Linked DNA regions of Homo sapiens: region 2 is linked to region 1. The links are chromatin contacts, found by Hi-C or POLR2A ChIA-PET in ENCODE. All regions are on one chromosome and are shown on one strand. Each heading gives the region's core, a stretch centred on a gene start or an enhancer-like site at or near the end of the contact. The rest is flanking DNA. Distances are from core to core; before and after follow the strand shown. Region 1 has its middle 7.8 kb from the start of LINC01523. Region 2 has its middle 21 kb from the start of LINC00494.

Region 1 (3,669 bases), core at 620-3,119:
CCAGGGCAGGTCTGAGTCAGACCCTGCAGAACAATGAGGCCTTTTGTGCAAATGAGGCGGGGGAGGGGCCGGGGGAGACCAGGAGCTTCCTGACGGGGTCCGCAGCACAGGTCACAGCGAGTGAATTCAGGAGGTGACCCTCGAAGGTCAGGTCACAGCCGAGCAGCACAGGCGCTGAGCTAAGTGTCCACAAAGGAGACGAACAAAGCGGCTGCTGTGGGAACAGAGTCAGTGTCGGTCAATGCTGAGTCCAGGAGCTCGGGCCTGCCGGTCGGCGACGGGGGCTTCATGCTGGCTCCCCCAACAGTCAGGAGGGCCATGTGCTGAGGAGGGAGGGTCCTCAGCGTCCCCAGGATTGCTGGTGGGTTCACCTAGTGGAATCGCAGGGGTGAATCCACTAGTTGAGATATTTTTCTCCAATGGATATTGAAGTGAATAAATAACTATTGATATAAAAATATACTTCCCATATTTACTTGTAAGTAAATTCATCAGACCCCAAAATACCCATGACTTCACGAGCCAGAGGTTTGCTTCTATCCCATGTGACAGCCCCGGCGTGGGGGCCCCCTGGCTGGTTGGGCAGCTCCCGGGGCTGAGCCTCGACACTCCAGTCCTGTGATCTGTCATTGACAAAGGCTGTTTTTGTCTACCTGGTCCGAGGAGGTGCAAGTCACATCAGACAGGAGGGAAGAGGAGAAGGGCAAGTGGAGCGTACCCATTCATTTAAGGGTACACTGGGAAGGTACACACCAGCTGCAAGGCAGAATGGGAAATTCAGCTTTGGTCCGGGCAGCTAAACTTTGGGATTTCCAATGTGAAATGTAGGGGATGAGGGGTATCAAGGGTCAGCCCGCAGCCTCTGCCCCCTCTATGTGCTCCTGGAAGTCATCTACTCTCCTACCAGGGGATCCCACCAGGGCATCCCACATTTTGTGAAAATTAGCTGATTAGGAGAGCATCCTTTCTGCACTACTGTGGAGGGGGTGGGGGCTTAGGCATGAGCAGTTCCCTAAGTCATGGTACAGGGCCTCCCCCATCTTGGGAGAGCAAAGGCTGTCTACTGTGTCCACCAACCCTGAGGCACACCCACACAGCTTTCCTGCTGCCTGTGCTGAGCCAGGCACTGTGCTTGAGATGTGCACGGTATTTGACATAGAGTCGGGGTGGGTGGTGCCCAGACTCCCAAGTCACTCCACGGTGAGACAGATTCACAGGGCTCCAAGGACAAGTCAAAATAATTTGGCCGAGCCTCTTTGTTTTAGAGGTTGGTCAACTGGTGTCAAAAGCTGGAGAAGGACTTGTTCAAAGTCACAGAGCCAAGAGCCACCTGGGTCCCTGGTGTCTTTCCAGTGAACACCACCGTGACCTCACTGGTCCTGAATGGTCCCTTTTTAAATAAAGAGATACATGGTCATCAAATGCAACACCACTGAATCTGTCTGTTCCCTGCCCACCTCTTCTCAGAGACATCCACAAGTAATCCTCTAGCTGTTTCCGCACATTATTTCCGAATCCTGAAAGAGGAAGCTTGGCCAGGTGCTGAGGCTCATGCCTGTAATCCCAGCACTCTGGCAGGCTGAGGCGGGTGGATTGTTTGATTCCAGGAGTTCAAGACCAGCCTGGGCAACATAGCAAAACCCTGTCTCTACTAAAAAGACAAAACATTAGTCAGACGTGGTGGTGTGTGCCTGCAGTCCCAGCTACTTGGGAGGCTGAGGTGGGAGAATCACCTGAGCCCAGGAGGTCAAGGCTACAGTGAGCCAAGATCGCACCACTGCACTCCAGCCTGGGAAACCAGAGTGAGACCTGTCTCAAAGAAAAAAAGAAAAGAAACGAAAGAGGAAGCCAGGGAAGCTATTCATAGAGCTTTCAAGGTCTAGTGTTATCTAATGTCTGCTAAGCTAGATGAGAAGTTAGCTCTTACACCACCCACCAGCTCCCTTCCTGCCACGCTGTATGATACATCACTATTTTTAATTGCATCATAATCAGCCTTTATGTCATGTGACCAGGTAAATGCTATTCTCTGCAGAGCGAAGTACTATAATATTTTCTTTCTTACACACCTTTCATTTTTCCTAGAGTTCGTAATTTTCTTGTTTTTTTTTTTTTTTTTTTTTTTTTGAGATGGAGTCTCGCTGTCGCCAGGCTGGAGTGCAGTGGCATGATCTTGGCTCACTGCAACTTCTGCCTCCCAGGTTCAAGCAATTCTCCTGCCTCAGCCTCCCGAGTAGCTGGGATTACAGACGTGATGCTGGCTAATTTTTGTATTTTTAGTACAGACGGGGTTTCATCATGTTGGCCACGATGGTCTCGATCTCCTGACCTCGTGATCCGCCCACCTCAGCCTCCCAAAGTGTTGGTATTACAGGCATGAGCCACCGTGCCTGGCCTTCTTGTTCTTTTTATTTGCAAAGTTTACTTACAGATACTTAATTATTTCTCAATCCTCCGTCAGTGAAGCCACTCCAGTGTTTTTCAAGCTGTTTTGATCACAACCCATCATAAGAAATTATTTTACAATGGAACCTGGTACATACACACACACACACACACACACACACACACACAGAGACACACACCCCCCATATATATGAATATAAAGTTTCACAAAATAATACTGATACCTTTTGATATTTTCTACTCAACTCTGTGATTAATGTTTTAAAATGCTAGTTGCACCCGCTGAACTGACGTTAGTTTGAGGAGCTCTAGGCCAGTCCCACGAGGTCCTGCTCTGTGCACTCTCCTGAAACTGACCAGCTCCCATCTGGACTCTTCTCTCTGCTGCTCTCCTGAGGTGATCAGTTTTTTTTGTTTGTTTTGTTTTTGAGACGAAGTCTCACTCCGTCACCTAAGCTGGAGTGCACTGGCGCGATCTCAGCTCACTGCAACCTCCGCCTCCCAGGTTCAAGCAATTCTCCTGTCTCAGCCTCTGGAGTAGCTGGGACTACAGGAAACTGCCACCATGCCCGGCTAACTTTTTTTTCATGTGTTTAGTAGAGACAGGATTTCACCTTGTTGGTCAGGCTGGTCTCGAACTGCTGACCTCAGGTGATCTACCTGCCTCGGCCTCCCAAAGTGCTGGGATTACAGGCGTGAGCCACCCTGATCAGCTTTTTGATAGATCTCATGTCTTCTCTAATTAATTTTCTGCTTTTTATGAGTCACTGGCAAATTACTTTTTTATTGACAGAAACAAAATCGTAACTCTCCAGCATTTTATGTTTTCTTACCATTCCTCCAATAACAGAAAATACTAATGAGAAGGAGAATATTACAATGAAAGGAAGCAGGAGAGCAAATAAGAGATTCGACCTACACATGGTTTTGATTCTGCGTGAGGCCGGTCATACCCAGATGAAAAGCTAGACATCCAGCTACGTACATCCCTGGAGATACCCAGACGATGGAATGGAATGTTCACTGTGGCTCTAAGTCAGAGCATCTCATTTAAGCTTTATGGACAGTCTGCGCAGGATGTGTCTGTGTGGGGACTTCTCCTGTGCATCATGGGAGGTTTAGCAGCATCCTTGGCCTCACTCGCCAGATGCCAATAGCATCCCCCTCTCCTAGTTGTGACAATTGCAAACATATCCAGACATTGCCAAATGTCCTCTGGGGGGCAAAGTTGCCACAGCTGGGAGCCACTGCTCTGCAGGTTTG
Region 2 (3,853 bases), core at 619-3,118, 360 kb after region 1:
TTGATCCAGCAATCCCATTACTGGGTAACTACCCAAAGGAAAAGAAGTCTTTATATGAAAAAGACACATGCACACACATGTTTATAGCAGCACAATTTGCAATTGCAAAGATATGGAACCAACCTAAATGTCCATCAACCAAGGAATGGATAAAGAGAATGTGGTATACCATGGAATATTATGCAGTTATAAAAAAGAATGAGATCATGTCTTTTGCAGAGACATGGGCGGAGCTGGAAGCCATTATTGTCAGCAAACTAATGCAGGAACAGAAAACCAAATACCGCATGTTCTCACTTATAAGTGGGAGCTGAATGATGAGAACACACGAACACATGTGAAGGAACAACACACACTGGGTCCTGTCAGAGGGTGGGGAGTGGGAGGAGGGAGAACATCAGGAAGAATACCTTAGGGATATTGGGCTTCATACCTAGGGGTGCTCTGTGCAGCAAACCACCATGGCACACGTTTACCTATGTAACAAACCTACACACCTGCACCTGTACCCCTGAACTTAAAATAAAAGTTGGAAAAAAAAATAAAGTATGGATTTCATCTTAAAAAAATAAAATAAAATGTGGTATATATACACAATGGAATACTACTCAGCCATAAAAAGGAATAAAATGATGTCTTCTGCAGCAATTTGGATGGAGCTGGAGGCCATTATTCTAAGTGAAGTAACTCAGGAATGAAAAACCAAATATCATTATGTTCTCACTTATAAGTGGGAGCTAAACTGTGAGGATGCAAAGGCGTAGGAGTGATATAATAGACTTTGGGGACAAGGGGGGAAAGTTGGGAGGGGCTGAGCGTTAAAAGACTACATACCAGGTCCAGACGGGGTGGCTCACGCCTGTAATCCCAGGACTTTGGGAGGCGGAGGCGGGTAGATCACGAGGTCAGGAGTTTGAGACCAGCCTGGCCAACATGGTGAAACCCCGTCTCTACTAAAAATACAAAAATTAGCTGGGTGTGGTGGTGCACCCCTGTAATCCCAGCCACTTGGGAGGCTGAGGCAGGAGAATGGCTTGAACCCAGGAGGGGAGGTTGCAATGAGCCAAGATCGTGCCATGGTACTCTAGCTTGGGTAACAAAGCAAGACACTGTCTCAAAAAAAAGAAAACAAAAAACAACAACAAAAAACTACATACTGGGTACAGTGTACACTGCTTGGGTGATGGGTGCACCAAAATCTCAGAAATCACCACTAAATAACTAATTCATGTAACCCAAAACCACCTGTACCCCAAAAGCTATTGAAATAAAAATTTAAAAAATTAAATTTAATTTAAAAAATTTCTCAGAAAAGAATAAGTGTCATGGGAACATTTTAGAGGTTATGAAAGAAACACAAAGAGAAGTGTCTCTCTTCAGGGAACCCTCAAGATGTAGACAGAGACAAGATTTTAAAATGTACAAGAAGGACGTATGTGTGATGTCACGGTGCCAGATGAACATGCTAAAAATTCCAATTCCCTGAGTCTCCATCTACAGAAAAGTGCTTCCATTATAAATGATGCATTTTGCTGTGGTTATACCCGCGTCTTCTGAAAAGTATGTGTTTTAATTAAGTATTCTTCCTTCTCCTGTAGATGTTAGAATTCCCAGTCAGTCTAAGTTTTGATGGTCCAGGCATCATCTACCACCGCTCGAGCCGAAGAATAAGAAGTCCTCAATCAATTTTGGTTGACAACCTAGCGACGCTGGGAAGCCTGGGAAGACAGATCTCACTTTGGGCTGGGAGGGTTACAAAGAAGGGGCGTCTTCATTTTGTGAGGAATCGTAATGTTCCCTTGCACATGGGCTGTATTTTCTCAGAAGCTGACACTGTTTTCGGGCAGGAGGCCCATGCATGAAATATGACTCACACTTCGTATCACAGCTGAGAGTGACCGCAGTGTGAACCTAAGATCAGTTCTCAATTTGTACCTGGTCAGATGCAGCTGCTGGAAAATTCCCAGTCCCTAACAGTCTAAAACGATTCGTAAACTCAAATAGAGAGAAAAGTGGAATCATCCTTCAATATTACTATCTGGACTCCCCCCAGCTCCCCGCCACACACACAAAGCCTGCCAGGTCTCCACACTGCGTTCATCTGAGCAGAATTTACAAGCCCCACAAAGGAGAACTCAGGCCACGACAGCTACCGGGCAGGGGACACAGATGGGCCAGGCAGTTGGTATTGTACAGACCTTGGCAACAAGAGGGTGTACACTGACCAAAAATTAATGCATCACAACTAGATTATTAGAATAACCCATGTTCACTTCACGCTGAGCATGAGCCCACTCATTGCTCCTCAGTCACAGCTTCCCTCCCTCCACTCCCTCATCACAAACCTCTCTCTCTCCTTAAATCTCCTCCTCCCTGCCTGCTTTACCAGGGCTCCAAAGCTCCCTCTCCTCCCCTGGCTGGTACCCGATGTGCCTGCAGCCAGGGGCACAAGTGTGGGGACAAGGTGCAGATGCTTCAGCTGGTCATTCCCCTTCTCCCTCTCCAATACCTGGACCCCTTCTCTGCCTGGGGCTCCCTGTCCCAGAACTGGCCCCTGAGAACTGTATCTCCTGGGCTCCCTGCCCTCTGGCATTCAGTTGGGGTTCAGCAAAAGGGAGGCTCCCCTAAAGGTTAAGGACAGGAGGGGAAAGGTTGGGGTGCCTCTTCTTTACTCTCGCTGTGGTGTGACCGCAGCCCTGTGGGCAGCCCCTTCCCTGCAGGAGTTTCCCAGGGTTGCCCATGCACTCCCCTCCACCTGCCCCTCCAGCCCTGGGCTCTGGGCAGCTCCCTCACTTGCTGGTCCCCAGGTGCTCCCAGTTTCCTTAATTCTGCCCCAAACCCCTGCCTTGCATGCCTGTGTTTCCCACCGGGACTAGGTGCGAAAGAATCTGCTAGACCAGAGCCCAGGAAACAATCAGGAACCGAGTCGCTGACCCAAAGGAGGCTCAGCAGAGAGGAACCTAAGTCTGCAGCCCTGGGTGCTGCGACTCTTCCTACCACAGAAACCAGCAACGCCGCACATGGCCACCCACATCCCCAGTCCTGCGCCTGCGCCTCATTGGCCCTGTGCACACATCGCCACGGGGTGCCCCACACCACAACCTGCCCTGAGGCTTGGCTCCTGCAGCTGAACCAGGCTACAGAGCAGCAGGGAGGGGTGCAAGCTCTCCTTGGAACCCTGGCTCAGCCCCTTCCAAGCTGTGTGGCTGTAGGGAGGTTATTTGCCCTCTCTGGCCTCAGTCTCCTCCCCTGTAAAATGGGTGGCATGATGGACCTGCCTCGTGGGGTGGGAGGGGGCTTCAGTGATATGCTGCAGGCACAGTGTTCAGATCCAGGCCTGCACAGGACGGGCTCAGTAAACCCGAGCTCTGGGGATTTTCCTGTGCCTGGGATGCCCTGCCCAGCTTGCCTCCCGCAGCCCAGGCCTCTCTGTAGACTATGCACACTGCACAGGTTTCTACCCTTCCGTATTCAATCTGCCCTCTGTATCTGTGGGTGGGTTCCACACCCATGGATTCAACCAACTGCTGATCAAAAATGTTTGAAAAAAAATGTGCGTCTGTACTGAACATGCACAGACTGTTTTCCTTGTCACGATTCCCTAAGCAATACCGTATAACAACTATTTACATAGCAGTTACATTCTGTTAGGGGTTATAAGTAATCTAGAGATGATTTAAAGTGCATGGGAGGATGTGCGTAGGTTATATGCAAATACTAGGCCATTTTGTATTAGGGACTTGAGCATCTGTGAATTTTGGTATTTGCAGGAGGTCCTGGAAGCAGTCCCCTGTGGATGGCGAGGGATGACTGCATATACATTTTCCTCAAGTCCCCCTGCAGCCCTCTTCCC

Evidence for each region. Hi-C counts contacts between places; a loop is a spot of excess contacts on that map. ChIA-PET counts read pairs that join two places held with the same protein, here RNA polymerase II (POLR2A). Pooled maps may share reads with other maps.
Region 2: a pooled map shows a loop between it and region 1 (3-fold over the local background). The contact joins two enhancer-like sites. A Hi-C loop is called at or near these places in 2 of 50 pooled maps. POLR2A ChIA-PET finds 5 or more read pairs at or near these places in 2 of 52 experiments (HepG2 and PC-9).

The regions. Positions count from the first base shown.
Region 1 is chr20:47,973,587-47,977,255 of GRCh38, forward strand. No RefSeq gene overlaps it. Among named protein-coding and RNA genes, the nearest start is that of LINC01523, 7.8 kb to the right of the region's middle. RefSeq lists a silencer at 1,660-1,779. Within about 2 kb of position 1,870, at least 2 of the 41 ENCODE cell types and tissues checked have a DNase peak (open chromatin) inside an H3K27ac peak, as active enhancers do.
Region 2 is chr20:48,337,428-48,341,280 of GRCh38, forward strand. No RefSeq gene overlaps it. Among named protein-coding and RNA genes, the nearest start is that of LINC00494, 21 kb to the right of the region's middle. RefSeq lists enhancers at 1,989-2,038, 2,149-2,258, 2,569-2,658, 2,719-2,768. Within about 2 kb of position 1,869, at least 6 of the 41 ENCODE cell types and tissues checked have a DNase peak (open chromatin) inside an H3K27ac peak, as active enhancers do.